2 separate regions of the Homo sapiens genome follow, and region 2 is linked to region 1. The links are chromatin loops, found by intact Hi-C in ENCODE. Cell type or tissue: heart left ventricle. All regions are shown on one strand. Links, peaks and the distances in the headings refer to the core of each region. The heading gives the core; the rest is flanking DNA. Region 1 overlaps DLG2 (discs large MAGUK scaffold protein 2). Region 2 overlaps CCDC90B-AS1 (CCDC90B antisense RNA 1).

Evidence for each region. Hi-C counts contacts between places; a loop is a spot of excess contacts. Peaks named below come from ENCODE experiments on the same cell type or tissue, not always from the same donor. Only the 100,000 strongest peaks of a DNase experiment are listed, where the experiment ranks them.
Region 2: it touches region 1 in a loop (6-fold over the local background); 3 of 110 quality-filtered maps call a loop at or near these places.

Annotation. Positions count from the first base shown.
Region 1 is chr11:83,804,892-83,820,409 of GRCh38, forward strand. All of the region lies in intron 17 of DLG2 (discs large MAGUK scaffold protein 2), which reads right to left. It also overlaps the pseudogene LDHAL6DP. Among named protein-coding and RNA genes, the nearest start is that of DLG2-AS2, 170 kb to the left of the region's middle. In heart left ventricle, for the core only: no CTCF peak of the experiment used is centred there; no DNase peak of the experiment used is centred there.
Region 2 is chr11:83,303,624-83,319,141 of GRCh38, forward strand. All of the region lies in intron 1 of CCDC90B-AS1 (CCDC90B antisense RNA 1), which reads left to right. LOC105369420 (a long non-coding RNA gene) reads left to right here and starts at 2,135. Exons shown (of 2, transcript XR_950379.2): 1 at 2,135-3,075; 2 at 3,260-3,519. In heart left ventricle, for the core only: no CTCF peak of the experiment used is centred there; no DNase peak of the experiment used is centred there.

The sequences.
Region 1 (15,518 bases), core at 3,349-11,348:
GTCATTATTAGTCTTGAACATTACCTACATTTTTCTTTAAATAAAATTTACTCTTTTTTTAAAAATAATTTCAGTCAGATGCTTATAGAGTGTTCTGCATTTTGAATTTGTCTGATTGTTTCTTCAGAATCAGGTGAAACATTTTTAGCAAAATCCAGTGTGTAATGAATGCTGTGTATTTCTTACTGCGTCATAGCAGGAAGCTCAAAATACATGGACCACCAGATCTCTTCATTTAAAAGGCACCTTTCTATTTTGCAAATAACAATCTATAAGGTGGTTTATTTGAGACCATGTAAATATCCTTTTTCCAGTCAACTTTAACCCCTAATTGTTTTAGCATCTATGGATTATGCTTTCTTGAAATAGTTATTTTGTAGCGGGTTAAAAAATGGTTATTTTATAAATTCTTTATTTATTCTAGAATTATTAGCTGGTATTATTTTGTGCAGGAGAGCTTCTCCCATATATATATATAATTTTTCTCTATCATTCTGGATTTATTTTTGATATATCATGACATAATTTTTTATATATCATATTAGAATGTTTTTGATATATAATATTGTTCTTTTTGATATATCATATATTTGGTTTTTTGATATAGCATGATATTATATCTCATTACCATGTGGTAGACTTCTAATTGATGTTAGCTTTTCCTCTAATCTCTGTCTCTCTCCCATCCTCCCTCTCCCTTTTGTCTACTCTCAATACCTTGATAGTCATCTTGTATATCACAACCACTCTACTTTTCTTTAAATACTGCCTTTCACATTTTATACATGCCACAGATGCTCATATTCATCTGTGTTCCTAACTGCTTGTAAATTATGTGCAAATTTCTTAGCCCTATATTTAAGCCCTTTCACAATGCAGCTTTTACCACAACCCTCTCTAGTCTTTTTAAGACCAGATACTTCTCTGATATGAGGGAACGTTAGAGTGGATTCTGTCTAGTCCTCCCATATCATTGGTGGAAAAAGTGAGGCACAGAGAATGAAGTTATTTTCCAAGGTCACTCAGTGTATTTGTAGTAGAGTCCAGATGAGAATGCTAGAGTTCAATGTCCTACATTACACGCCTCCTCTCCTAAGCAAACCCTCTGCTGCTGCTAGAAGCTTCATGTCCATCCCTAGCCTAATGTTATTCCCTTGGGCCTAACTTCCTCCTCCTTGTTTTACTTCCTGTTTTCCTGGATTCTTTGAAGTCTTGGCCTTCTCCCTTGTCCAGGTCAGGTTCTATCTTCCCAGACCTCCTGTAATCATGATGGTCCGTGACACTTACTTGGCCATCAGCCCCACAACCTGGCAGCATTACATGAATTTTGGTCCTTCTTTACTCTTTTATTATTATTTTTCAGGTGAGCAGTAATGCAAGCTCATTTTAAACAACTAAAACAATACAAAAAAACAGCAAGTAAACTGTGAACATCTTTCTATCTTAACCTTCAGGTAACCACTGATAATAAACTAGACAAATTAACTCTATACACTTTCTCTACACATATTTACATATCCCCAGCTACATTCCCAATGTCTAGGATAGTGCCTGGTTCCTGTCAGTGAGTGAATATATGTGAGTGGAAAAACATTCATGTTTACCTCCATATATAGTCATTGTTTTAAAGAATGATCCCATAATAACACACGATGTTCTGTGATTTGCTTTCTTTTTCTATTTACCTTTTTAATGAATAAATATCAATAACTAGACTGTAAGCCCCACGAGGGCAGTCCCAGCCACTGTTTCAGGCTTCTTGTTTTCCCAGGATGTGGCACAAATCGATGTCCTCATACATTATTACTGAGGGTGACTACAGCTTTACGTGCTTGATGAATCTCTTCCTCAACTCTGAAGAAGCCTTAAGGTTCACAAAGACTCCTGTTCCTCTAAAGAGGAATTATTAATCAGCTCACCAAGGATTTCATGGCCAATTTCAGTGTCTAATAGTGAAAACGATGTAAACTAGAAAAGAAAGTATAAGCGAGGAGAATAATATAGCAGACAAGCAGGACCCTAGAAGGTGGCAACCAACTTTGCCACCTTGAAAGGCATAATTCTCTATACTGGAGCTGCCATCTTGAATGTGGACTTTTGTGGGAAGTATTAGGCAGACCACATAAATACAGCCTTAACTCCAAGCATTACTGATTTCAAAAAATGCTTCTAGACATTTGGGAAAACTAGAAGCAGCAACAGAATCATTTCAAAACTCTCCTGAAAAGACAAACTCCATACAATAAGGAGTGAGAAAGAGTGACCATCGTCTGGAATCATCTCTCCTTCATCACTTTCCTTTGTTCTCTGAAGCATATATCAAGACTTCATAAAAGCAGTCAAGGCTGTGCTGAATCTTTCACTATCAGTCCCAAGTGGATATTATAAGCATCAGAAAAATTTTCCATTTACACAGGCAGGGAGGTATTTTCAGTAATTTATATCTTTTCTAATTACTAACCAATTCTCTCTTTCCAGCCTCCCAATTTAGCACATAGAATTGCTGCTCCCTGCAGAAAACAACTCTCCAGCAAGGTGTGAGTTTCCATGGTTAGTTGCCAGAGCTTCAGATGTGAACGGAGCTGCAAAGCCACAATCCATTCAGTAGATAAAAACATCAAGAAATAAAGTTCCACTGCATTCGTTCAGTTCCTAGCACAAAGTGAATGCTCAGTAAATAATAGGAAGGAGGGGAAAAGCGAATCAGGAGAACAGAAAAGAAAAGGAGAGAGGGAATAAAGGGAGAAGAAATCAAGGCAATTGACTTTCAAACTGTTTGTGACCAAGAATTTAACTGTGGAAGGAGATCACTAATAAAGATAATACTAGTTACTGAATACTGAACAAGAGGGTATTGTGTTAGGCTTGTTATTGTTAATCCTCCCAAGAACTTTGCTGAGGTCAACTTTAAGATGGGAAAACTGAGGCACAGAAAGATTAGATGCTTCGAAAGTAGCAGAGCTAACATAAGAGATACGGTCTGTGTGGTGCACACACTGTGTCCTTTCTCCCCTACTTAATCTTCCCTCTTCTCTTATAATACCTGCTGTCTCCAGCCTTAGGTCTGCAGGTAACACTCCTATCTTTGACAGTCATCAATGTTGCTATGTGCTTCCAAATCTACTTCTGCTCCCCACGCATACACATTCCCTTCCCCATAATATCACATGCCTTCTAACAGCAGCCTCGTGCCGGTCATCACAATGGGCCACTTTGCTTTTCCATCTCAGTAAACAGCCCCCTCCAGGCATACTGTAGTCTTGGTGTCTACAGGCTGTTTCCCTGTTTCTTTAGGGCAAGCTTGGTCAGTGCAGGGACCAGCTTTCCTCAACAGCTCTGCCACTTTGGGTATTAGAGAGCACAACAATCTCCCAGAGCATTTTAACGTCAAACCCTTTTAATATTCCTGTGGCCAAGTTCAGTGCCTTCTCACCCAGCTCCTTCCTTGAATTATGCTTCAGCCTATATTGGGGCCAGTTCTGTGAGAGGCTGGCTGCAGGTTCTGATCAGCGGTGGGCTCTGCCACATCTTGTGAGACCAAGAGGCATTAAGTCAGTAAGCACAAGGGCAGCAGTCATCCAGAAGGGGAAGAAGCACTGGAGGCTGCCTGAAACAGAGGACCTGGAACTCTCAAACTCCATTCACTGCACTAACAGTTGCCAGCAACAGAATAAAATATATGTGACTAGCCCTTGCTGTTCTTGGCACGAGGAGTTCCATGAAACCCAGACATATAATTCTGCATTCTTTAAATCATCATCCTCTATCTTTTCCCTTTCCAAGTTTGCATTGCATGCAGTTTCCTGTTGCATTGTTTTCTCTTTTGTCAAACTCCTACCACCTGGAAAAGTTGCCATGTACACTGCACTGTACACCGTACACCATACACTGCACACTGCACTGTAAAGGTGTGGTCCCTTGATTCTCATTTTTTTTCCTCTCTATTATACCCTCACCCTTTCCTCCCATTCTCCCCTGCAGGGTCTCACCTCTGTGATCCTCTCCTGATCTGTCTCTCTGCATCTGTGACTAGATTCCCTTCACTTCTTCCTTCCTTACCTTTCCTCTGCGGCTGGGCTGTGTCTATTTCCTCCTCCTGCAGCTGGTCTCACTTGCTTTTTCTTACCACCTCCCTCTGAGTGATCTGCCTCTACTTTCCTGCTGCATCCTCTCTTCTCTTCTCTGGTTGATTTATCGTGCTTTATTGGGAAGACAGCCTATGACTGGCTGTTTACCACCTAATTTCTGGAATTGTGTTATCCTTTTGAAGTCCAAACTGATGTGCTGTGAAAGTCTCATAATTAGACTTATAAAAATAAATCTTTCTCATTCCACCATCAATACAACTAAAACACTGGGTTAGCTGTCAAATACAGGCAAGCCAGAGGAGCTTGCTCCTGAAAACTAAAATAGCAAAATTATCTGTGCTAGCATTTGGAAATGCTATCTTAGGCTGTGTTGCTTATACATAATGCTCTGTGACTCTAAGTCAAGGACAAGCCTCAAGTTAGGGTTTTTCCATGTAGGGCTTCTGGAGAAACTCCTTAGGATTTATAGGTCTCTGGAGCTTCTTCAAAATCCACTTGTTCCTGTCTACTATAGAGACCTGCTACATATCAAAGAACCAAGTGAATGTTCAACCCCCTTCTTAACACCATCATTATAAACTGAATGTTCTAAATTCTATATTTGCTCCTGAACTGACCCTTAGTCCTTGCCTAGAACCAGTCAGTCAACAATAGCTCAACTTTGGGCTTTTGGGTATGTATGTAGCTCAAGGTTTATATCATCTGCATTGTAACCTCCATTTCTTACCCATCCTTTGCCAATATTTTCTTCCCTCTTAAAAGTATGAAATAAGTACTGAAATGTTTCAATTTTTGTATGGCCCTAAGATACAAAATACGGGTTGAAGAAGCACTAAGGGGAAAATTCACATTTGGAGATGTGAAAACCATGAATATTATATTAGAAGACAGATGCATGCATGCCATCCATTTGCAGAGAATGCATCATTGCTAAATATTGCTTCTCTTCAAAGTTATGCATAATGAGAAAGTCAGGTAAACCAGGAAAAAGTATGGATTTTTGGATGAATAGGAGACTAAGCAAATAACTATGCATAAAAAGCATAAATCACTCACCAACAAATTGTATAAACTACAATGTGTTTTCCAGGATAAAGTGTGTGAAGGTATCTGTTGTATGAATACAAATTCACCCTTCTTTTCTTTCTTTTTCAGGCTTGTGAGTGTTTGACAATGTAAATTATTCTTCCTGAGAACAAGTCCACCTGAGGATTAGTGAATGGGTGTGATTTTCAACCAAAAAAACTTGTATTTAGCTGCCTTCTTTCTCACACCTATAAGTTCCTGGCTAATGTTGATATTTATCAAATGCTGTGTGCAATAAAAACAAGTATTTCCCTAAAGAAAGTAAATTGTGCTGCAATTGTTTATGTGTGTGTGTGTATGTATACATGTATATATGCTGTGTATAAAAATATAAATAATTTTGGTAATTATTGATGAGTAGATAATACCTTAGCACATTTATGTTCCTAAAGGAAGAAAAATCCAGGGATAGGTATATTTTCAAGAAGGCTTGGTAGATTTGGCTCTGGCTTGTGTCATCATTTAGCTTTGGAATTTTGTACTTTAGTTCCTTTGTTTATTAAATAAACAACAAACAAACAAATATTGTACAAGAGGAACTCTGGTATTCCATTCGGAGTTATGATTCTGTGATTCTATCTTGTGGTTTTAAAATACCTACATACTGTAAGATGTTTGATTCTGCAAAGAGCTATGAACCTATTCTGCCTTTTCCCATGCAAAAGTCATTCTTTTGTTTACTCATTTATTCTAGAAACATTTATTTGTGATTTACTATGTTTATTTATGATTTACAATAGGTTCTGTGCCATGTCCCATGGATTCAAAGATTATTTAGATAGCCTCTGTTCTTGAGGAGCTCAGTATATATAAGATGATCTCCTACTTTATAGAATTTTTTCTCAAAGACCTAACTGTAGAAAGTCAAGCTTTCTATGCAAATAACTCAATATGTACCCATAACTCCAAGTCCTGACGCTAACTGGTATTGTATTTTGGAGAAGTGGTTTATCTTCTGTGTTAAATCTCTGAGGTAGTGTAATAGAAGGGAAAGAGTGTGGGTTTTGTCCAGCAGACTCAGGATTGGAATTTTGACTCTGTACATCTATTAAGTGATGATAGGAATATCTACTTCAAAATGGTTGCAGAGTTATATTGAGAACTGAATAAGGTGATGCAGATGAAAACCCACTCAATGAATGGTAGCTTTTGCTTTTACTATGGGAAATTGAAGAATACTTCTGCTTTGTTTAAGCACCCTTTTCAAATCAGTAAACCAATAAATTCATTTTTTCTGGACTAAATTCTTTGAAGACTCTTTTCTTAGTATAATCTATGGCTGTAACCTCTATGCAAGAGTCTGTATTAGGTTGAACCACACAAAATTGACAATATTCAACTTGACCTACAGAAATGGCAACTTCATATGGTTCAGCCTAATAACATTATTAATATCACTAAAAGAAAATTTTAATTTCTACTTTTTAATGTAAATAGCATGTACAATTTCAATTTTTTTCTAGAAGAGTATTTCCTCACTAAAAAGTATGTTTAGTGTGTAAAATTCACGACATTTGCTGTTTTGATTAAGAAAAATAATGTTAAAATAAATCTTCCTGGTTCTTTTTCCCAAAATAGTTTTAGGAAGTTTAAATTTGAGTTAAATGTTGTGAAAATTTTAGCCTCAGGAAATGTGAAAAGGGACATTAAAGTCTTATGTATTGTTGGCTATCAGGGAAAAGAGTAAATCTTTGACCATTCTAAAAGAACAACATTGGAGTTGTCAGCTAATGAGCTGAAAGTTGTTCTGTGATATATTACTGAGCAAAAGATTAGAGGAAACTAGTATAACAGAGAGAAAGAGAAAGAGAGCCCTATTTTTTCCCCTGCTGTATATGTGGCAGAGACTGAGGACTGGGAGTGTGTAGAAGTGTGAGAGAAAAATGTGGGAGAAGTGTTTAAAGTGTTCCAAGGAAACTAAAATGAAGACAAGAATATGTATGCTGGGGTTCAGGTTTTCAAAACAAGCTAGCTTCTACCTAGAACTTGTCATCAACACCCTTTACTAGTAGCTTTTGAACTTCCATCTGTCTACTGAGCTGGAAACACTCTTCTTCGTAGCCACATGTCATGCTGCCACCCTTGCCTTGGGAAGCTCAATTCAAATCCTACTTCTCCTATGAAATTCTCCCCAGTTACAGGGCATTTTCTAGAAGAACTGTTATTTCCTCTATCCTTAACACTAAAGCAAAATACTTCTATGTCTTCCAACTCTCCCATCCCAAGTGTTTTATAGATGGTTTGTGGTTGTGTTTAACAGTAATAGATGGGCTAAGAAATATATTTGTCCATCTGATATGGCCTCAAGACTATCTAGTCCACATTTATTGAACATCTACAATGTGCCAGGGGCTGTGTCATGTCATGTACTGAAATCAATAAAAATAAGACTTGGGTTTGGTATGAAGAAGATCACAGCCTTATGTAGCCATTTTTGAGATGTATAAATGAATAATCCTATGAAGCACTTATGATGTTTCTGAAATTCTTTCCTCATAAGGTTTACTGGGAATCCTATAATCCCACCATTTGAGATTCACTGTTTTGGTCTTAAACTTAGTAGATATACTGTGAAAATCTCGATATAGTTAGTTAAAATAATGCTTTGCCTGTTTCCTAACATTCAACCTCAGTGTGAACTCCTTCATCTGATTTCTTTCACTGAAGGACAGACAAGAAAGAGCATGAGGACACTAGACCCCTAGGTACCATAGAGTGTGAGGAGGGACCAGAATTGTGGGAAATGTACTTGAGGTCAGCTTTTATCTGGCAGGAGTTGCACAATGTTACAGAGTTGAGGAGATGGGATGATGACCAGAAGGCCAATGCCCATTCCTCTTAGAGTTGAAGCTCATTCTTAGAGCCTTGAGCACTGGGACTGTTGGTGGCACTGTCAAAGAAGGCAGGACCACTTGCTTTGTGTCAGGCACCATGATGGGTGCTCTATACCCCTTGGCACATTTAACCCCCATAACAATCCTTTGAAGCAGGAGTCATTGGCTCCATTTTATAAATAAGAAGACTCAGTTTGGGGAAGCTAAGTACTTGTCCAAAGTTTGCACATCTAGTTGATAGTAAAGCAGGGTTCAAGCCTCTTGCTGGTTCCAAAGCCATACTTTTTCATCTTCTTAACCTTTGAGAAATAAAGGAATCCAGTTACCCTCAAAAGGCAGGTACTACTTCAAGGGAAATACTTTTGAATGCAAGTCCATTTGAGGACCAGCCTCGTGCCGTATCAGAGGAAGACAATTTCAAAGTGAGAACAAATTTCATTTCCAACATTTTCAAGAGCAGAAACAAAGATTGTTTATAGGATCCTCTGAGATTTGATAAAAAAATTCCATCCTTTGCAGGAATGCTTTCTCCCAAGCCCTCTAAATGCCTGCAGATGGTCAGCTGGCTCCTGCTTGAGTAACTACAATGCAGTGACACAAGGCCTTTTCACTCCACCCACAGTGCTTAGCACAGTGAACAGACACATTAAGTCCTCAGTAACATCAGAAAATGGAGACTGAGTAAGGTTGAGTGACTTGTTCAAGATCAGTTAGGCGATACATGGTTTAGTATTTAAAACTAAACCTGTTACGAACTCTTGCTTTTAGATGATGCCTCTTTTGGTTCTAATGGCATTTTCTAGGGCAACACAAATAAGTCTACCTTCATTTCTGCAGAATGGTCTTGCAAGTGCTTTATCAACAAAAACAACAGCAGCAGCAGCAACAACAACAAAAATAACAGCCAACATTTATCAAATCCTTCCAGGTGCGAAATGTTACACTAAACACCACATGTATTATCAATTTCTCCTCATAACAGCCCTATACGTAGACACAGTCATCATTTTATTGATAAGAAAACTGAGGCACAGAGAAGTTAAATAAATTGCCGAAATTCACAATTACAAACAACAGAGTCAGGATGCAGACTCACTTTTTTTTCTTTATGTGCACTTTTATTTTTACATTGTAGAGAAAGTAATGACTTCTAAAAAGAGTATGTAAATGAGTATAATATAAGCCCATCAGACCAAAAAAATATTAGAACGTATTTAAAAGAATCAGGATTTCTATAAAACAATAAACACCTAGATCATACATTCTTTTGGACCAAATGGCAAGTGCATATACATACAAGGCAAGTACTGGCACATCAGACGTATCAAAAACACCTTCTTTGATGCAATCGCTTAGGAATTGTAAAAAATAAGTATCATTCAGCATCTGGATGCTAATAATAAAAGCGATAGAGGCTAAATAAACAGGGCCGTTACTCTACTCCCTTTCCTATTTCCTATTTTTAGGAATTCAAGTTTATTCAAAAGGTTTATATATAATCCCAAAACTGCTATTTCTCTTCTTCTATAATTTCAGAATGATAGCTTTACACAACTTTAAAGCTTGAGCTTCTTCTGAATTCCCAAAGTGTTTCTGTGCTCCTTTACAAATGGGCCACATCTTCAAGGGTCAGCTTTACCTGTGTAAGGTCTGCAAGACCATTCTCTCTCAGATACGAGGAACACTGAAGAATACATCATTCATTCCATAGAGGCCCTTAATTATGTGGAAACTGAATGCGCTCTCCTAGGATTCTCTAAAATGCTTTCTGTTCAATCTGTTACAGATGGGCCAATGGCCCAAGAAGTATAACCTTTCATTTTCATAATTTCATAAGCACTGGCAATCACTTCTTTGTGGACATTTTCCCCCTTGCTCTAGATCTTGATCAATTCCTTTATCTGAGTTTAGATCCTTCAGAGGGACACCAGCAATGTTCACTCCACTCCACACAGGAACACTTGAGTCCCCATGCTCTCCAAAGATCCACCCATGGCAGCTTCCAGAGTGGATTCCAAGCACTTGCACAGTCAAGAAATGGAAATGGGCAGTGTCCAGATTACAGCCATTTCCAATAATATGGGTTTTGAAAAATGTACTCAATTTCTAAGCTACATAAATTAAGATATCCACTGGACTGGAAACTATCAATTTGCAGCAGGACTATATTGAGTAATATTAGACATCATTAATTTAACGATGGCCACATTTAGACTGACTAAATTAAAGTGTTTCACCTTTTTCCTGGCATGCACCTGATGTGATAATCACTAGGTTGGAGTTTGCAGAGATGAGATAATCTTTGCTGGAAGCACTATCTGGCAGTTTTAGGAAAAGACTGCCATGTTTAAGATCCATTGTCTCACACCCTTCAATTCACCATTATCAACAGCTACAAAGGCAACTTCATCCCTCAAGTCTTTTAATAACATGGTGATTGCACGGGCCATGCTAACTGATCCAGTTCTTATAATGGAGACCTTACTGTGGTGAATAACCTCCTCTGAAGCAAAATTCTCAATAAATTCATTCTGGATAGTTACCATCACGTAACCAGAGGTGGGAAGGTTGGTTAAGGGCCAGCTGACCCTGTGATGTGCGTTCTCTGTTGGTGACACAGATTTATCCTGGGGCCAAGAAAATTTACTCCCATAGTGCCTACGCTCCAGCTGGACCACAGAACTCCTGCAGCCCACCTTGGGGATACACACACAAGAGGTGGATGGAGCAGAGAATGGAAGAAAGTGGTGGGCAAGCTGCAGGTTGAGCTTGCTGGGGCAAGCCGAAAGAACCTGTTTGAATGTTCAGTGCCTTTCACTTTACTTCAGCTATTGCAGTTACCAAGCAAGGCCATGCTTAGCTCCCTGCACACAGGCCTCATGGGGGCCTCTGGAAAGTGCTTCTGATGTCTGCTCAGATTAAAGCAGTAAAAAGGCTTCTTCTTTAGCTCTGTGTGAATCCTGGAGAATACAAACAAGTATTCTCTTCAATATCTGACATGGATAAGAGGCCAACCCAGATCTCTGGAATTACTCATTTCCTGTTTTTAGTAGGTATGCCAAGTCGGACCCACTCTGGCTCCTGAGCCTATAGCTTAAGCATCACTGTGTCTAATTCCCTCTCTTTCTCTCTCCTTCTTTGGGACATTTCACTTTGCCCTTCACCCTCTAATATATCATGTCCAGGAACCTTAATCCTATTCTGTGGCTTCTTGATATCTTTATAAAAATGCAGCAACTAGAGTGGAACATATAGCTTAGATAGAGTCTAACCAGTGTGGAGACAGAAGGATGTCTCCTTCCCACATTCCAGGACTACATTTCCGTAAATAGGCTCCAGCCTATTAGCCTATTGGCAGCATCATCAGATGGCTACCTAAAACCACAAGATCTTCTTTTAAGGAGCTGTTGCCATATGTCTCCATTCTAAACTGGTACAATTAATTTTGGAACCTGTATTTTCCCAGACTGTCTGTCTTAGCAGAGAATTTTGTATGCCTGGTAAATGTAAGTAGTTAATAAGTATTTATAGGATTTGTGTCAATATTTTGCTACCTTATGGCTACTTACTAGCTTAATGCCTCTGAACCTCAGTTTTTTTTCACTGGAAAATGGGAAAATAGTATATTCCCTGGTAGTGCTACAGGAGGTTCATATGAGATAATACATGCAGTGTAAGGTGATGTTATTATCACAGAGAATCTAGGTTTGAATTCCACACTAGAAAGGTAATTATAACTACTAAACCCATAATCACAGAAACCACAGCCTACAGGTCCTATAACTATCCCAAACATAAGATTATATGCCCAGATTTCAATCAGAAAACATTTTACAATTCCTTTCCCCCAAAGGATGTTCAACGTTTGCTTTCATTGCCCTCTAGTGGTTGCTATACAAAAGATATAACTACATTTTGTTTGTTTCTCATTTTGATTTTTGAGATGTCAGACACAATATCTTATAAATATTCTTCAAGTTTGGTTAGGTTACACACATTCCTGTCAGCTGGAAACCTTTAAATAATCAGCCTATAGGGACAGTACCTAACATTGTGTCCTGCGCAATACAGGTGTATACTGCCCATGCATTGTTGGCCATGCATTTATTTTACTAGATCTTTACTCAGAATCTACTGACTTAAAATAGTAATCTAGCTTCATTCATTCATTATATATTTATAAGATATATTATATGTCAGGTAAACAAGACAAGCATTGTCCTGGCTTACAATAGAGTAAGGAAAATGGAGTACTAAACATGTCTTTAAAAATTAACATGGTAAGTGCTGTCATAGGAAGAGTATGGGATATACAAAGCACATTAAGAGGGGTACCTAACTTGGAGGTGCTTCTGTGTGTTTTTGGAAGGTGAAGTGGGAATGGCAAGAGAAGGCATTTAGAGAATATAACAATCTAAGATTTGAAGGATGAATAGAATAGAAGAGTTATTCAGAAGAAGGTGGGGTGGGGAAAGTTTTCAGGAGAGGATACAATGTCAGATATAGTTACATGACAGAGAAAAGACTGACTTTTAGAGATATGGCTGGACAAGTTAAGAGAAGCTATATCGAGGAATTGAGACTTTATTTGGATGGTTAAGTTATAACCAATGGACTCTGAAAAAAGTATGAATGTATGCCTTTAATTTTAATTTCTGATTTTAAAACTTTTATTATTTAAAGGGAAGTCTTAGGCTGGGTGAGGTGGTTCACACCTGTGATCCCAGTGCTTTGAGAGGCTGAGGTGGGAGGACTGCTTGAGGCCAAGAGTTGAAAAACAGCCTGGGCAACATGGTGAGACCCAGTATCTTAGAAATATTTTAAAAATTAGCTGTGTATGGTGATGCATGTTCATAGTCCTAGCTATTTGAGAAGTTGAGGTGAGAGGATTGCGTGAGCCCAGGAGCTCAAAGGTTTAGTGAGCTATGATTGTGCTACTGCACAATCTAGCAGCAGTGAGACCCTGTCTCTAATTAAAAAATAAATAAATAAAATAAAGGGAAGTCTTTATTCATAACTAACATACGTTTAGTCATAACTAATAAAAAATTAATTGTTCAAAAACCCTTCAGTGCATCCTTTTTATCACACAAAGTTCTCTCAAACACATACATTCCTAGCATATTGGAGCTGGAAGGGCCTTTAAAGATCCTGAGTCTCCGTCTTTTCACTTTACAGAGGAGTGAGAAGATCAGGAGTTTGTTCAGGTTGTCCTGAGTAACTGAATTGTTGCTCCTGGGAGCTATTTGCTTTTCCTAGCCTAGCCCAGTGCTTAAACTCCTCATCCCGTTTATTCAGAGGCCAAATAGTCTCCTGCATCTGGTGTCTTGTTGGTCTGGGCTGTTGATAATTCTTGAGCACTCCTGCTTTTCAAAACTTCTGCATTGGACTTCATGTTCTTCCTTTGTGGCCTGATGAAAAAATCGTTTATCTTAGACTTGCAGTGAGGATCTGGGAAGGTCTTTCCATTACCAAGGAAAACATGAATCCTCCTCAGAATACCTGGTGAGGTTTTGCCTTTTCTATGGAACTCCCTTGCCTCACTGTACTTTTCTTATAGTATAATTCGGGGTGGACCTGCTTATTACTTCTGTTAGACTATAAGCATCCCAAGGACATGACACATGGCTTAGTCATCATTACATTCCACATAGCAAGGTGACATAAACACAGAAGCCCCTATCAAGTTCGTTGTAGACAGGGATGAGAGGATACATGAATAAACAGAGGAATGGAGTGGAATATCTTATTTCCTGACAGGAGGTTTAAATCTATGTTAGTAAGGGTATGAAAGCTATATATATTTTTTCCTTCAGGGAAAGATGGTGAGCCACCCAAGGTGAAAAGAGAATCTCTGACAAGCAAGCAAAAATTAAGGTTGTACTCTTTGTCATAAGAAATGACTATGAATATGAACGTAAAAAGACATTAGAGAAGAAAAGTCAGGAAAAGGGGAAAGATAAATTTGGGTAGCATAAGAGACTGCCCAAAGGACTTTAAAACCAGAGATACCTGACGTTCATTTTTAAGTTTTTACATGTTTATGCAAATCCACTGCCATCTTTTTGAGGCATAAGTCCTGTCTGCTACACACAAAGGAGATGCTAAGGAACACTTGCTTGCCTTTATGTTAGAAACAGAAACAGTGTGATTTTTTCTGATGTTCTCAATTACAGAGTCTACTGACTCAGGTCTATATGTGCCTGATGATGATCACGAGCCCCATCAACAAAGGGAGTTCCCGCTCAGCATGGAGGCAGACCCTCCGCCAAATGAAAGAAAAATGTAGGCCAGGTGTAGTGGCTCACACCTGTAATCCCAGCACTTTGGGAGGCTGAGGCAGGTGGATCACCTGAGGTCAGGAGTTCGAGACCAGCCTGGCCAACATGGTGAAACCCCATCTCTACTGAAAATACAAAAACTAGCTGGGCATTGTGGTACATGCCTGTAACCCCAGCTAACTGGGAGGCTGAGGCAGGAGAATTGCTTGGACCTGGGAGGCTGAGGTTGCAGTGATCCAAGATCATGCCACTATACTCCAGCCTGGGAGACAGAGCAAGACTCTATCTCAAAAAAAAAAAAAAAAAAAAAAAGAAGAAAAGAAAAAGAAAAGAAAAAGAAAAGAAAAATATAGTCTTCATTCTTCTTAATTCTATCATAAATCTGAGAGTAGAATAATAAAAGTACATGAAAAACTACCCATAGCTTAGTATAGTTTATGTTACACACAAAACCTGAGAGATATAGGCAATAAATGTTCCTGGAATATGTTTTACAGCAACATTGGTCCATCAGGAAAGTTTCCCTCCAGGAAAGATTCTGAACATAGAGAAATAACAAGAAATCAAATTATAAGGAAGATTAACTATTGACCTTTTCCTGACCCCTCTATTTCTCCCCTTCAAGCAGGAGAATTATAGGTCAGTCCAACGTTGAAGAAGGAGTAACATTTCTCATTTTGAGCTTTCTCAAGAAATCTTGGCTATCAGAGCTCCCAGCTGATTCCTAGTGGTTTCTTATGTTTAAATACAGGACCCTCACAATAATAATAATAATAATAAACAAAGTCACAAATGTTACTTTCAGGTTTGAATTCCACTTGAATTCATTGAGTTATATTTTAAAAAGCTATCATTATGATAACCAGTTTTAATACTGTGATCAAATACAATCACTAGTATGAAAACTGGGCAAAAGGCCACATTCCACTAGTGTCTCCAGTTCAATGCAAAATCTTTTACTGCCATCTTGTGGATTTTTAGGAAATAATCCCAGTCACTACATATTATTTATTGTCTTACGGGAACAATAGGTTCATAGGCCAGTTTATGAAAATAACTGAAAAAAAGTATAAGAAAAGAGCAGCTAAATAGTCAGGTTTCCATCTAACATTATCACTTTGTATTCTCTACTAAGCATCTCTGAGGCTTGGTTTCTTCATAAAAAGTTGTTATTATAATAATACCATCCCCTGCCTGTCTCAAGGTTGCCATAAGAATAAAAATTTTAA
Region 2 (15,518 bases), core at 4,711-12,710, 500 kb before region 1:
TCCTAGCCACCAGCAGCTGTGAGGGAACTGCCTGTCAGCTGCTTGGCCATTGAAGGTGGTGAGCGAACAAGACAATGGAACATTTATTAAAAAGACAGGTAGTAATATGCAAAACAGATGTGTAAGCCCAGCTCTAGGGATCAGGGAAAGTCAAGGCTTCTGCTCAGGGGAAAGGAGGGGTCCTCAGCACAGCTGGGCAGAATGAGCCCTGGGGCAGGAGGGACATTCAGGATCCAGGGCTGCAGGAGTAGGACCTTGTAGCTCCTCAATGTGTTGCTGCACCACTAAGTTTCTCTTGGAAGTCTTTGGATCATTCTAGGGACCTGCAGGACACAGATGGCATTCCTTGGCTGGGATTTTTGAAGCAACTTTTTAATGCAGGGACTATTTGCAAAGGTGTTGGCAGAGACACAACACTAGGAGCCATTATCACTCTGAGGCCTGGGGAGATGGTGGTCTTGGACCCTGGTTAGAAGTTGGAGCTGTTTAAAGGCTGCCTGACAGGAACTGTGGCCACAGAGGAAGGCAGACATGGTGGGATGGAGTGGGTGGGGGAATAAATACCATGACCTTTCCCTCCTGCAGTCTTCAACCTCCTGCCAGTTGCCCCATTGGCTGGAAGCTAGAGGGTAAGGGACCCTGGGAATGCACTCATAGAGATCAGCCCCACAGTAGAGGAGAGGAGAATGGAGAATGGATCAGGGGCCAAGGGGCCAAGGGCAAGCAGAGAATAACCGGCAAGGTATTCTTGAGTCCTCTCTCTCCCAGATGTCTGACTTTCCTTCCTCTCCAGCCAAGTTCCTGAGGGAATCAGATGGACTGACTCAGTTAACTACCATTGTCCCTGGGGAGAGGCAGGAGGTGCTGCTTATAGGCTTGTGCTGGTAGCTTGTCTGCTGCATGTGGGGCTCCCCATCTGTCTAGACCATCTTGCCACACAACTCACCCTCACCGGGAAAACTCTGCTGTCTGCCTCTTAGAAGAAGCAAGGGGTGCAGTAGGACCCACAGACTCAAATACTGCTATTGAAGTGCTTTAATTGAGCAGGGTCCTTTCTGTCCCTTATATATTTTGACTCCAAGCTTGGTCCTTCTCTGGAACTATCCCCAGTAATCTCATCATATTTTGGGCTATGATTATATAATCAATATGATCTCACTTGTTTTTTTTTTTTTATCTTTCAGGAATTCCCTAAAAGTTCTGATTTGGTTATGGGTAATCTTTTTTATTTTTAGTGTTGCTACTAGTATGTATATATCTCTATATATCTCTATCTCTATATATATCTAACTGTGACAGGTAGAATAATGACTCCAAAGATATCCACATCCTAATCCCTGGGACCTATGAATATGTTACCTTACATGGTAAAAGGGATTTTGCAGATGTGAGTAAATGAAGACTCTTGATATGAGGAGATTACCTTGGATTATCCATGTGGACCCGAGGATATCTATGAGGGAAAGAGGGATGCAGGAGAGTCAGAGTCGGAAAAAGGAATGTTCAAGGAAAGCAGAGGTCAGAGTGATGTGAAGATCCTGGCTTTGAAGATGGACTGCAAGTGGTTTGTAAAAACTGGAAAGGGCAAAGAAATTAATTCTCCCCTAGAACCTGCAGAAGAAACACAGACCTTGACTTTAGCCCAGTAAGACCCATTTGGGACCTCTGACCTCCAGAACTGTAAGATAATAAATTAGTGTTGTTTTAAGCCAATAAGTTTGTGGTAATTTGTTATAGAAGGAATAGGAAACAAATACACTTACTATATTAACTCTTCTAACCCTCAAAACAATCCTTTTCTTTTTTGAGACTGAGTCTTGCTCTGTCACCCAGGATGGAGTGCAGTGTTGCAATCTCAGCTCACCGCAACCTCCACCTCAGCCTCCAAGTAGCTGGGATTATACAGGTGTGTGCCACCACGCCCAGCTAATTTTTGTATTTTTAGTACAGATGGGGTTTCACCATATTGGCCAGGCTGGTCACGATCTCCTGACCTCAAGTGATCCGCCTGCCTCAGCCTCCCAAAGTGCTGGGATTACAGGTGTGAGCCAACACGCCCGGCCAAAACAACCCATTTTGAAAATGAAGACACTGAGGCTCAGAGGTTTAAACAGTTTGCTAAGGTCACATAGCTGGTAGATGGTAGAGAGCTGAGATTTGAACCTAGGTAGTCTGACTCTGGTGTCTGGGTATTTACCCAATGTACCCAATGCCTCTCATGTTAATTGGTTTATTATTTTTTTCAAAATATCTTTTCCTGCAGTTTTACAAAATTTTAAGAGGGAGGTAAGTTTGTTTTCTTAGTAGGTATTTTGGTTTCATTTTGGCGTATTCCTCATGAATGCCAAGATTCCACTCTACAAACCACCACAGTTTCATGGTTAAGAATGGAACTAAACCAGTCTTAGTGTTGCTTCTTACTAGTTGAGTGATGTTGTGGAAGTTATTTAATAGAGGATTAGTGTTCTCATTTTTAAAAGTGGGATAATAATCGTACTTACCACGCGATTGTTTTAAAGTGAGATAATGCATACAAAGCACTTGGCACAGCATTTGACACAGAGTAAGAAGGTGGTATTTATTGAGCTATTACCTAACTAATAATGATAGCATTACTAGAGCTAATAATATAATATTAGCATTATTTTTATTTACCAGAAGTGTATACTTCAGGCCCGCTCAGTCCAGTTCAGATTCTAAAGCTTACACAGTGGGAGGGAGGGAGAGGCTTATCTGGCATAATGCCCTTTCCTCAGATTCTAGAATATTGGTAATAACAGGCGTGGGTCCCGGCATGTCATTAGAAGAAAGCTGGCAGCAGCCTCACTCTTGTGTGCCTTTCCACCATCTGAAGCAGAGACAAAGGACACTTATCCAAAGAGAAAAATTAGATTAGGCAATTTACCAATTCATGGAATTCATTCAGTTGTTTCTGTCCTTTCCTTTTCAAGTAGCTGTGTCCCTATCTGCCTCCTACAGGCAGTACCTGGACAGGTCAGCCTGTGTGTCTGCAGAACTCTCTACTGCTGGGGGACCCTGTCCAGGATCACTGGATTGATGTCACTGGAAGTGAAGGTAGAGGGCTGTTTCTTGGTTCAGTTAGCTGATTTAGCTACAGTTCATTTCCCTTCTAATTTTGGGCTTGACAAGGCAGACCTGAGGGGAAAGACAGGCAGAGGCAGCTTTTGATGTCAGAGCTCTCCTACCTACCTGCCCCTCTCCTGCCTATCCTGTTCTATGCTCTCCCCCAATCCTACAGTAGAATTATCAGAGGAAGAGAGGGCGTGATTGGCAGCTGGGAGGGAGCAGCCATCAGAGCTATGCCTCTCTCATGGAGCACCTGGAGAAAAGAAGATTCTAGCTTTTCCAGCCCATGAACAGCCCAGTGCTTATCTTCCACTGCATCCAAAAGGGAAGCTGGGGGTGTAGTGGAGGGTGGGCTTCTACTTTTTAAGAAAATGCATTTTTTTTTATTATAAATGTATTGCTTCCTTAGAAATAAAAAGGTATGAAAATGTATAGAGTTCAGAATAAAATTATTCTCTAATTCCTTACCCTGAAGATGATATTGTTAACGGATTGGTGCACTTTCTTTCCAGTGTGTTGCAGCTTAATTTTCTCACTTATCATTATGTCTTGGACATTTTCCCAAGTTTGTACATAGAATTCTATTTCATTCTTAATAACTCAATAGTATTACAGGGTATAGGCATAACATTATTCATTTAACTGGTGCTCCTATTAATGGATACTTTGTATTCTTTTTTTGTTATTATAAACAAAACAAAGCTGTACTGCACATCCTTTTAGATACTTCTTAGTGCATGTACGTAAGAATGTCTATAGGAAGAATCCCTAGAAATGGAATGGCTGAGTCAAAGAGTTTGCATATTTAAAATGTTGGAATGTATTGCTATATTGCCCTCTAAAATGTTTTAATAATTTACATACTCTTAGGTAGGTGTTCTTTAACTTTCAAGAGCCCTTACCAGTATGCAATATGTGAATTGCCTGACATTTTGACAACCTTCAATAACCTCTTTCAGTGAAGCTCAATATACTTTGTGTGCTTGGTACAGATACTATGGTAGGCATGGGGTGTTCAAGAATGTCTGAAGGTTGAATAGTACTCCAAACCTAGCCTACAGTGTGTGTCCTATGAAGCCTTGAAGTTAGGCATTGTACTCTCTTCTCTAGCTACAAAAGTCCTGGATGGCATCTTCTTCCAATAGAAGGCTATTTAATCTCCATGGAAAATTTGTTGTTTTGTGTGGCTACCATTATCAATAATCGCAGATCATCTGGATGAATTGCTGCAGCTTCTACACCAGAACTTGCTCCTTCATCTTATACTTTTTTGTTCTGGAGACAACTTCTTTCCTTAGAGGAGTTTTTGAGTAGGGGAAGAGACAAGTACAGCCATAGCTCAGAAATAATGTGGTTTAGTTCCAGACTAACACAATAAAGTGAGTAAAAAGAATGTTTTGGTTTCCCAGTTCATATAGAAGTTATGTTTACCTTATAAACTCTATTAAGTGTGCAAAGCATTATATCTACAAAAGTACATACCTTAAAAGTACTTTATTTGCTAAAAAAATGCTAATGATATCCAAACCATCAGCTACTTGTAATCTTTTTGCTGGTGGAGGGTCTTGTCTCGATTTTGGTGGCTGCTGACTGATCAGCGTGGTGGTTGCTGAAGGTTGGAGTGGTTGTGGCAATTTCTTAAAATAAGACAACAGGCTGGGTATATTGCCTCATACCTGTAAATCCCAGCACTTTGGGAGGCTGAGGTGGGAGAATCTTTTGAGGCCAGGAGTTTAAGACCAGCCTGGGCAACATAGTGAGACCGTGTGTCTACAGAAAATAAAAAGAAATTAGCTGAGTGTGGTGGTGCATGCCTATACTACCATCTACTAGGGAGGGTAGGATGGAAGGGTTGCTTGAGCCCAGGAATTCAAGGTTGTGCCACTGCACTCCAGCCTGGATGGCAGAGTGAGATCCTGCCTCAAAATATAAAACAAAATAAAATAAAATAAAATAAAATAAAATAAAATAAAATAAAATAAAATAAAATAAGATAAAATAAAATAAAATAAAATAAAGTAAAATAAAATAAAATAAAGTAAAATAAAATAAAATAAAATAGTAAAATAAAATACAAAAATGAAGTTTGCCACATCAATTGAACCTTCCTTTCGCTGAAAGATTTCTTTGTAGCACATGATGCTGTCTGGTACTATTTTAACCACAGCAGAACTTTTTTCAAAACTGAAGTCAATTCTCTCAAAGCTTTCTATTGCTTTATTAATATTGTTGTTTCAACAATATTCACAGCATCTTCACCAGAAGTAGATTCCATCTCAAGAAATCACTTTCTTTGTTCATCCATGAGAAGCAACTCCAACTCCTCATCCATTCAAGTTTTACCATGAGATTGCTGCAATTTAGTCACAGCTCTCCAGTTCTTTTTGAAACAGTCTTACTCTGTCGCGCAGGCTGGAGTGCAGTGGCACGATCATGGCTCACTGCAGCTTTTGCCTCCTGAGCTCAAGCAATCCTCCCACCTTAGCCTCTTGAGTAGCTGGGACTACAGGCACATGCCACCATGTCCAGCTAATTTTTGTATTTTTTATAGAGATGGAGTTTTGCCATGTTGCCCAGGCTGATCTTGAGCTCCTGGGCTCAAGTGATCCACCCCAAAAAGTGCTGGGATTACAGGCATGAGCCACTGTGTCCAACCTGGGCTCCGCTTAACCCTTCAAAGTCATCCATGAGGATTGGAACCAACTTCTTCCAAACTCCAGTTAGTGTTGATATTTTTACTTCCTGCCATGAATCACAAATGTTCTTAATGGCATCTAGAGTGGTGAAAACTTTCTACAACGTTTTCAATTTACTTTGCTCCAATCCATCAGAGGAATCACTATCTATGGCAGCTTTGGCATTAGGAGATATATTTCTGAAATAATAAGACTTGAAAATGGAAATGGCTCCTTGATTCATGGGTTGCAGAATGAGTGTTATGTTAGCAGGCATGAAGGCAGCATTAATCTCCTTGTATATCTCCATCAGAGCTCTTGAGTGGCCAAGTGCATTGTCAGTGAGAAGTAATACATATATATTTTTGAGATGGAGTCTCGCTTTGTCATCCAGGCTGGCATGCAGTGATGCAATCTCAGCTTACTGCAACCTCCGCCTCCCAGGTTCAAGTGATTCTCCTGCCTCAGCCTCCCTAGTAGCTGGTATTACAGGCATGCACCGTCACACCTGGCTAATTTTTTTTTGTATTTTCAGTAGAGATGGGATTTCATCATGTTGGCCAGCCTAGTCTTGAACTCCTTACCTCAAGTGATCCACCTGCCTTGGCCTCCCAAAGTGCTGGAATTACAGGTGTGAGCCACCATGCTTGGCCTGCAGTAATATTTTGAAAGAAATCTTTTTTTCTGAGCAGTAGGTCTCAACAGTGGGCTTAAAATATGCAGTAAACCATGCTGTAAACAGATGTGCTGTCATCCAGGCTTTGTTTTTTCATTTCTAGAGCACAGGCAGAGTAGATTTTACATAATTCTTAAGGGTCCTAGGATTTTCAGAATGGTAAATGAGCACTGGCTTCAACTTAAAATCACCAGCTGCATTAGCCCTTGAGAGTCAGTCTGTCCTTTGAAGCTTTGAAGCTAGGCAATAACTTCTCTAGCTATGAAAATCCCAAATGGCATCTTCTTCCAATGGAAGGCTATTTTATCTATGTTGAAAATCTATTGTTTAGTGTGGCCACTGTCATCAATGATCTTAGCTAGATCTTCTGGATAAATTTTCATAGCTTTTACATCAGAACTTGCTACTTCACCTTGCACTTTTATGTTCTGGAGACAACTTCTTTCCTTTAACCTCATGAACCAACCTCTGCTAGCTTTATACTTTTGCAGTTTCCTCATCTTTCTCAGCCTTCATAGAACTGAAGAGAGTTAGGGCATTGTACTGGATGAGGCTTTGGCTTAAGGGAATGTTGTGGCTGGTTTGATTTTCTATCCAGATCACTAAAATTTTCTTCATATCAGTGATAAGGTTGTTTTGCTTTCTCATCATTTGTGTATTCACTGGAGCAGCACTTTTAATTTCCTTCAAGAACTTTTCCTTTGCTTTCACAACTTGGCTAACTGGTGTAAGAAGCTTGGCTTTCCACTTATCTTGGCTTCCAACATGCCTTCCTCACTAAGCTTAATCATTCCTAGCTTTTGATTTAAAGTGAGAGATGTGCTACTTTTCCTTTCACTTGAACACTAGAGGTCATTGTGGGGATATTAATTAGCCTAATTTTAATATTGCTATTTCTCAGGGAATAGGGAGGCCCAAGGAGAGGGAAAGAGTTGGAGGAATGGCTGGTCAGTGGAGCAGTTAGAACACACACAACATTTATCAACTAAGTTTGCTGTCTTATATTGGTGCAATTCATAGCACCCCAAAACAATTACAGTAGTAGCATCAAAGATCACTTATCACAGATCATCATGACAAACATAATAATAATGACAAAGTTTGAAATATTGCGAGAATTACCAAAATATGACACAGACACGTAGTGAACATATGCTGTCAGAAAAAATGGCACTGATAGACTTGCTCAACATGGGGCTGCCATAAACCTTCAATTTGTAAAAAAACACAGTATCTGTGAAGTTCAGTAAAGCAAAGTGCAATTAAATGAAGTATGCCTGTAAACCAAAATTATGATAATGTGCCAGGTATTAGGATATGAATAAAATACTAAGAGATCATGGGAAAGAGAGTAACTTCCTTTTTGGGGTCCTTCGAAGGAGGCTTCCCAGAGTAAGTGGGCCTTGAAAAATGAGGAGTTCTCAGCATGAGAACTCCTGATAGGGAATTCATGTGCTCTCTGGGGAGTGCTTCTGTTGATCTGTAGTTTGATTGGGAGGAGTAGAGAGAAATCAGTCAGGAGGGGTGGGTCACATTAGGAAGGACCTCAAATGCCATAGAGAGGAGGAAAAATTTCAGATGAGATGGAGGAAAGGCTGGAGAGCAGAGAGCCTGGAGCCCAGGAGAATGATTAAGAGACTGTGCAGAAGGTCAGGCAGATGTGATAAAGAACAAGATCAGGCTGATGGTGCTCAGGAGAGAGAGGGGAGGGCGGAGGAATTGGAGACTGTTTGGATGCATTCCTTTGGTATCTCAGACTCATCTTGGATTGGTCAGATTTGGACCTAGAGGCTGTCATCTGGGGGCAAGTTTATTACATTGGATGGCTAATAAAACTGTATTGATTCTGTTTTGTTTTGAAACAAGAAATCCCCCTGCTGGGAGAAATGTCAATCTGATGTGCCGGAAGGGAATGAGCAATAGAACTGCTTGGATTGTCTTAACTGAAAACTGCTGTTTCAGTATGACAGGGGATTGTGCTCTGTGCTGGGCCAGGCTCAGACCTTTATTAGATTATAATTCTCTTCTTGATTTGGAGCCCTGACACTGACCTGGGTTAGACATTGGAGAGGATGCAGGGTTGGGGAGGGGTGGAACCAAGGTGCGTGCAGGAAGCCTTGTGAAAGACAAAACCTGGAGTTAGTGTGGACACATAGTGATTCATTCGTTTATCCATTCATTCATCAAATCTATATGAGATTTTACCCTGTGCCCAGGAAGGCACGGACCACTGGAGATGCAAAGCTCTTGTTCCCCAGGAGCACCTAGTCTAGGAACCAAGGGAGAGAAAGCTTGCAAATGGGTTGGTTTGGCACTGTCAGATCTAGTCTTTGATAAAAAAGTGGATTGGAGTTTAAGATGTTTGTCCTTGGAACCCTCCTCTTCTCCCCTTTTCTCTATCCTACCCCTCCCCAGGCTTCCTCATGGTGGTGGATTTGTGTACCATTCTTATTCACAGCTGACCACTAGCTCAGCCCCATTAAAGCATCAGCTGATGATCAGAGAATTTCTAATAATAGCTTAAGGGATGATCCATCCTGAGCTTTCTTTTCCAATGTGTGTGAGAGAAAGCCCTGGCTTAGGCTCTGGTCCCAGCCTGACTGCTCACTAGCTTTGTGACTTTGGAAAAATCATTTAGCCTTTTCTGAGCCTCATTAATCATAATTCCTGCTCTGCCCTCCTCATGGGATGGTTGGAAGGCTCAACAGGATGTGGATATGCTTTGAAAATTGTTGAGCTCAGTACAAAAGCAAGAGCCTGTAATTACTCCCTATGCTCTCTGTTGCTCAGAGACAGATATCTAGATTATCATGTCAGGATCCTCACAATTCACAGGATGCCCCTTTCTTTACCCCAACTCTTAAGGGAATAAACATACCACACCTTGGTTCACCTCCTCTCAGTCAAAGGTAGTGAACTCTGGGGCCAATGGGGTTGGACTTATTTTCCCCTAGATGATATCTATATGAAGGGCAAGGTGAGTGAGATTTAAAAAGGAATCACTAAAAATTTCTATGTCAGTGGCAAAATAAGAGTGGATAGATAGGCTGAGACCAAAGCAGGAGAGGTTAGGTTAAACACTGGGAAGAACAAACATGGTGTTTGGAATTGGGAGACACTGGACTCTGCAAAGTTAGTACTTTTTAAGACCTGGGCGTCATCTTTTCTGACCAATTGTGTGACTTTGGGCAAGTTACCAAGGTCACTCAGGTATCATTTACTAGTTATCAAAGGTCTCTAGGCTTTATTTCTAAGGATTGCACTGAGCTAACATAGTGCTTACACTAAAATGTGAGCTGAATTGAATCTCCTTTTCTGGAACTTATTCTGATATGAAAGATGGAGGCAGCTTAATTAGTATAATTTTGGGGGCAGTGGGATAAGTTAGGGAGTTAGAATCCTAGTATTCTGCAAAGCCCTCATGGAGAATTCACATTTCAGATTGCATGAAAACTTGGTCAAAGTCTAGTTAGTAATTGTGAGCTGAACATAGCTGTTCAGTTGCTGAAATGCCATTATTTGTGTGCAGTTGGAGGAGGAGAAAGGGACATTTGTCAGGCTATGTGTAAGTATCTTGAGCTCTTCCCTACAAAAACCTATGACAAATATAAAATTTTATTTAGGAGGCTAAAGGGAAGTAGTAAGGAGTTAAAGAAGTCTGGCTTAAATAGGAGAAAGCTGAATTTACTTGCCACTCATAAACATGTCTTCACAGGAGGAAAATGAAGGCTGCAGTTGATTATTCACATTAGAAGGAGAAGTTCCTGTCCTGTCTCTCATCAAGAAGATGTCCCAAGTGGAATGGTTTCTTGATGAGGAAGCCTTCCCAAAATTTCCTATGTGGAAACCTTCCCAATTTGCAGTTGTTGAGTGACATCGACATGATTGTCAATGATGATGATGATTACAATGATGGTGGGAATATATACTATGTGCCAGGCCCCGTGCTAAGTACTTTACTGATTATCTCCCTGAGATGATGCATTACTACCACATGATGCATTATTAGCTTCAATTTACAGGTGTAGAAACAGAGGTTGGTGAAGGTAAAAGCTTGTTCAAGCTTACCTTTCTAGTAAATGAACAGGCTGGGCACAGTGGCTCACATCTGTAATCCCAGCACTTTGGGAGGCCGAGGCGGGAGGATCATGAGGTCAGAGGTTCAAGACCAGCCTGGCCAGTATGGTGAAACCTTGTCTGTACTAAAAATACAAAAATTAGCCTGGTGTGGTGGTGCATACCTGTAATCCCAGCTACTTGGGAGGCTGAAGCAGGAGAATCGCTTGAACCCAGGAGGCGGAGGTTGCAGTGAGCTGAGATCGTGCCACTGTACTCCAGCCTAGGTGACAGAGCAAGACTCTGTCAAAAAAAAAAAAAAAAAGCACACACCCAGGCAGTCTCATCCAAGAGCCAACAAGTATATATTGCCTCGTAATTTGAATTAGTTTCTAGCTCCTGCTTTAATCATTATCTTAAGTTATAAGATATTTGAATTAAATTGAAGCAGTATACAGAGATTTTCTTTACTATTGCTATGTCTGAGTTTTAAACTTCCTTGAAACAATTCTCTGAGCTTTCAAATAAAGGTATCTTACTGCTTGCAAGTTACCTTATTGTCAATTTTTTGGGAACAAACTCTTAAGGCAGACACTATTATTCCCTTTAACAGATGAAGAAATAGAAGCTCAGATAATTTAAGTCAGTGCTCCTCAAACTTATATAATCTGAGGGTCTTGTTAAAAGCAGGTCTGGGGTAGGTCTTGAGATTCTGCAGTTCCAACAAGCTCCTAGGTGCTGTCGAGGCTGCCGGTCTGGGGACCATCCTTTGAGGAGCGAGGAGAAGTAACCTGCTCAGGATGACATAGCATATAAGAAAGAGATCCTTGGCCGGGCGCGGTGGCTCACGCCTGTAATTCCAGCATTTTGAGAGGCCGAGGTGGGTGGATCACGAGGTCAGGAGATTGAGACCATCCTGGGTAACACAGTGAAACCCCGTCTCTACTAAAAATACAAAAAATTAGCTGGGCGTGGTGGTGGGCGCCTGTAGTCCCAGCCACTCGGGAGGCTGAGGCAGGAGAATGGTGTGAGCCCGGGAGGCGGAGCTTGCAGTGAGGCAAGATTGCACCACTGCACTCCAGCCTGGGTGACAGAGCGAGACCCCGTCTCAAAAAAAAAAAAAAAAAAAAGAGAAAAAGAAAAAGAAAGAGATCCTTGAAGCCTAGTTTCTTTTTGTTGTTGTTGTTGTAGTATTTATTTATTTATTTATTTAGAGATGGAACCTCACTCTGTCACCCAGGCTGGAGTGCAGTGGGGTGATCTTAGCTCACTGCAACCTCCACCTCCCAGCTTCAAGCAATTCTCGTGCTTCAGCCTCCTGAGTAGCTGGGAATATAGGTGTGCGCCATACTCAGCCAGTTTTTTTTTGTATTTTTAGTAAAGACAGGGTTTCACCATGTTGGCCAGGCTGGTCTCGAACTCCTCACCTCAGGTGATCTGCCCACCTCAGTCTTCCAAAGTGCTGGGATTACAGGCATGAGCCACTGCACCTGGCCTGAAATTTTTTTTTTTTTTTTTATTGTTCATTCTTGGGTGTTTCTCGCAGAGGGGGATTTGGCAGGGTCATAGGACAATAGTGGAGGGAAGGTCAGCAGATAAACAAGTGAACAAAGGTCTCTGGTTTTCCTAGGCAGAGGACCCTGCAGCCTTCCGCAGTGTTTGTGTCCCTGGGTACTTGAGATTAGGGAGTGGTGATGACTCTTAACGAGCATGCTGCCTTCAAGCATCTGTTTAACAAAGCACATCTTGCACCGCCCTTAATACATTTAACCCTGAGTGGACACAGCACATGTTTCAGAGAGCACAGGGTTGGGGGTAAGGTCACAGATCAACAGGATAAGAATTTTTCTTAGTACAGAGCAAAATGAAAAGTCTCCCATGTCTACCTCTCTCTACACAGACACGGCAACCATCCGATTTCTCAATCTTTTCCCCACCTTTCCCCCCTTTCTACTCCACAAAACCGCCATTGTCATCATGGCCCGTTCTCAATGAGCTGCTGGGTACACCTCCCAGACGGGGTGGTGGCCGGGCAGACGGGCTCCTCACTTCCCAGTAGGGGCGGCTGGGCAGAGGCGCCCCTCACCTCCCGGACGGGTCGGCTGGCCAGGCGGGGGGCTGATCCCCCCACCTCCCTCCCGGACGGGGCGGCTGGCCGGGCGGAGGGCTGACCCCCCCACCTCCCTCCCGGATGGGGCGGCTGGCCGGGTGGGGGGCTGACCCCCCCACCTCCTTCCCGGATGAGGCAGCTGGCTGGGCAGAGGGGCTCCTCACTTCCCAGTAGGGGCGGCCGGGCAGAGGCGCCCCTCACCTCCCGGAAGGGTCGGCTAGCTGGGCGGGGGGCTGACCCCCCCACCTCCCTCCCGGATGGGGCTGCTGGCCGGGCGGGGGGCTGATCCCCCCACCTCCCTCCCAGATGGGGCGGCTGGCCGGGCGGGGGGCTGACCGCCCCACCTCCTTCCCGGACGAGGCGGCTGGCTGGGCAGAGGGGCTCCTCACTTCCCAGTAGGGGCGGCCGGGCAGAGGCGCCCCTCACCTCCCGGACGGGTCGGCTGGCCGGGCGGGGGGCTGACCCCGCCACCTCCCTCCCGGACGGGTTGGCTGGCCGGGCGGGGGGCTGACCCCCCCACCTCCCTCCCAGGCGGGGCGGCTGGCCGGGAGAGGGGCTCCTCACTTCCCAGTAGGGGCGGCCGGGCAGAGGCGCCCCTCACCTCCCGGATGGGGCGGCTGGCCGGGCGGGGGGCTGACCCCCCCCCACCTCCCTCCCGGACGGGGCGGCTGGCCGGGCAGAGGGGCTCCTCACTTCCCAGTAGGGGTGGCGGGGCAGAGACGCCCCTCACCTCCCGGACGGGGCGGCTGCCGGGCAGAGACGCTCCTCACTTCCCAGACGGGGTGGCTGCCGGGCGGAGGGGCTCCTCACTTCTCAGACGGGGCGGTTGCCAGGCGGAGGGTCTCCTCTCAGACGGGGCGGCCGGGCAGAGACGCTCCTCACCTCCCAGACGGGGTCGCAGCCGGGTAGAGGCGCTCCTCACATCCCAGCCGGGGCGGCAGGGCAGAGGCGCTCCCCCCATCTCAGACGATGGGAGGCCGGGCAGAGACGCTCCTCACTTCCTAGATGGGATGGCGGCCGGGAAGAGGCGCTCCTCACTTCCTAGATGGTATGGCGCCGGGCAGAGACGCTCCTCACTTTCCAGACTGGGCAGCCAAGCAGAGGGGCTCCTCACGTCCCAGACGATGGGCGGCCAGGCAGAGACGCTCCTCACTTCCCAGATGGGGTGGCGGCCGGGCAGAGGCTGCAATCTCGGTACTTTGGGAGGCCAAGGCAGGCGGCTGGGAGGTGGAGGTTGTAGCGAGCCGAGATCACGCCACTGCACTCCAGCCTGGGCACCATTGAGCACTGAGTGAACCAGACTCCGTCTGCAATCCCGGCACCTCGGGAGGCCAAGGCTGGTGGATCACTCGCGGTTAGGAGCTGGAGACCAGCCTGGCCAACACAGCGAAACCTCGTCTCCACCAAAAAAATACGAAAACCAGTCAGGCGTGGCGGCGCGCGCCTGCAATCGCAGGCACTCGGCAGGCTGAGGCAGGAGAATCAGGCAGGGAGGTTGGAGTGAGCCGAGATGGCAGCAGTACAGTCCAGCTTCGGCTCGGCATCAGAGGGAGACCGTGGAAAGAGAGGGAGAGGGAGACCGTGGGGAGAGGGAGAGGGAAGAGGGGAGAGGAAGAGGGGAGAGGGGAGAGGGGAGAGGGAGGGGGAGAGGAAGAGGGAGAGGCGAAGCCTAGTTTCTTAACAGCAGCTTGTTTCTAAGGTGTGGTATTGGCGGTACTGGCAATGCATGATTGCCCTTTGTCTGGTGGGACAGGCAGCTGGACAAGTATCTGGACTTGAGTCTGGCTCTGACTGCTCTGCCTCTTGTCCATGCCTTATCCCCTCTCTGAGCTTCAGTTTCTTTCTATGTACAAATTTGGGGTTAAATTACATAACTTCTGAGATCTCTGAATACTATAGTACCATGGTAAATTATGAGGAGAAGTGCCAGGATGCAGGCAGAACCCTGGATGGAAAGACATTTCCATGAGACAAGAAGATTAAAAGGAGTCACCTTAGAATGCAGATCATTTCTAGGCAAGCTCCCTGTTCAGGATCAGTAGAGAAAATATTTTATCTCTGTGAAAGGGAATGATTAATGTGCCCCAGGGTGCTGATTTTCTCAGGGACTGTGAGTTAGCACCAGAAACCTGGGTAGCTGCGTCAGACTCTCCAGACTGTGCTTTAAACAGGAGGGAGACAGCAGCTATTGGATCTCTGTCAATCTGTGTGACTTTCCTAAGCTTTCAGCCTTGTCTGGAAAGGTGGGGACTTCCTTCTCATCCACTATTCTAGGGCAGAGCACCTTATCTTACATTCAAGAACCTTACAGTAGATGGGCATGTTCATTGAGGTGTGTGTATATAGTAAGTGCTCAAGTTTTAAAAGCTCTCTTGTGAACAGCAAGGTGGTTTTTAAGGAACCAACAATAACCCAAACAGAGAACTTTTCTGTCGAATTTATTCCTCACCAGGGGTACCTGGAAAAGTAGCGTTGACTCTCCAGGACTGAAGCCAGATAGGAAAGGTGTTTACCTCAGGACAGATGCCAATAAAGAAAGAGGGTTAATGATGCTGATTATCGCAACTACTCTTTTTTATCTCATTTGATACACAAAACTACCCTATGGGGTAGATATTATTAAGCTCATTAAGAAACAGAGGCTTTGGAGGTTAAGATGCTTATCCAAGGTGACAGCTTGTGAGTGGAATTTAAGTGCTCGTCTGATTACCCCAAAGCTCTCCTACTCTTTCCATTCTGCTACACTGCTTATCCTATAAAACCATTTCCAAGAGAGGGGCTGAGGATCACATTGGAGAAGTCATGTTTGTCTGGAGAGTTGACCTTGGACCTCAAAAGATAAGATACAAGCAGAAAGAATAGAGAAGTAAGGAGCAAAGGTGGGAATAAGCTGAGGGAGTCCAGGACTTTAGCT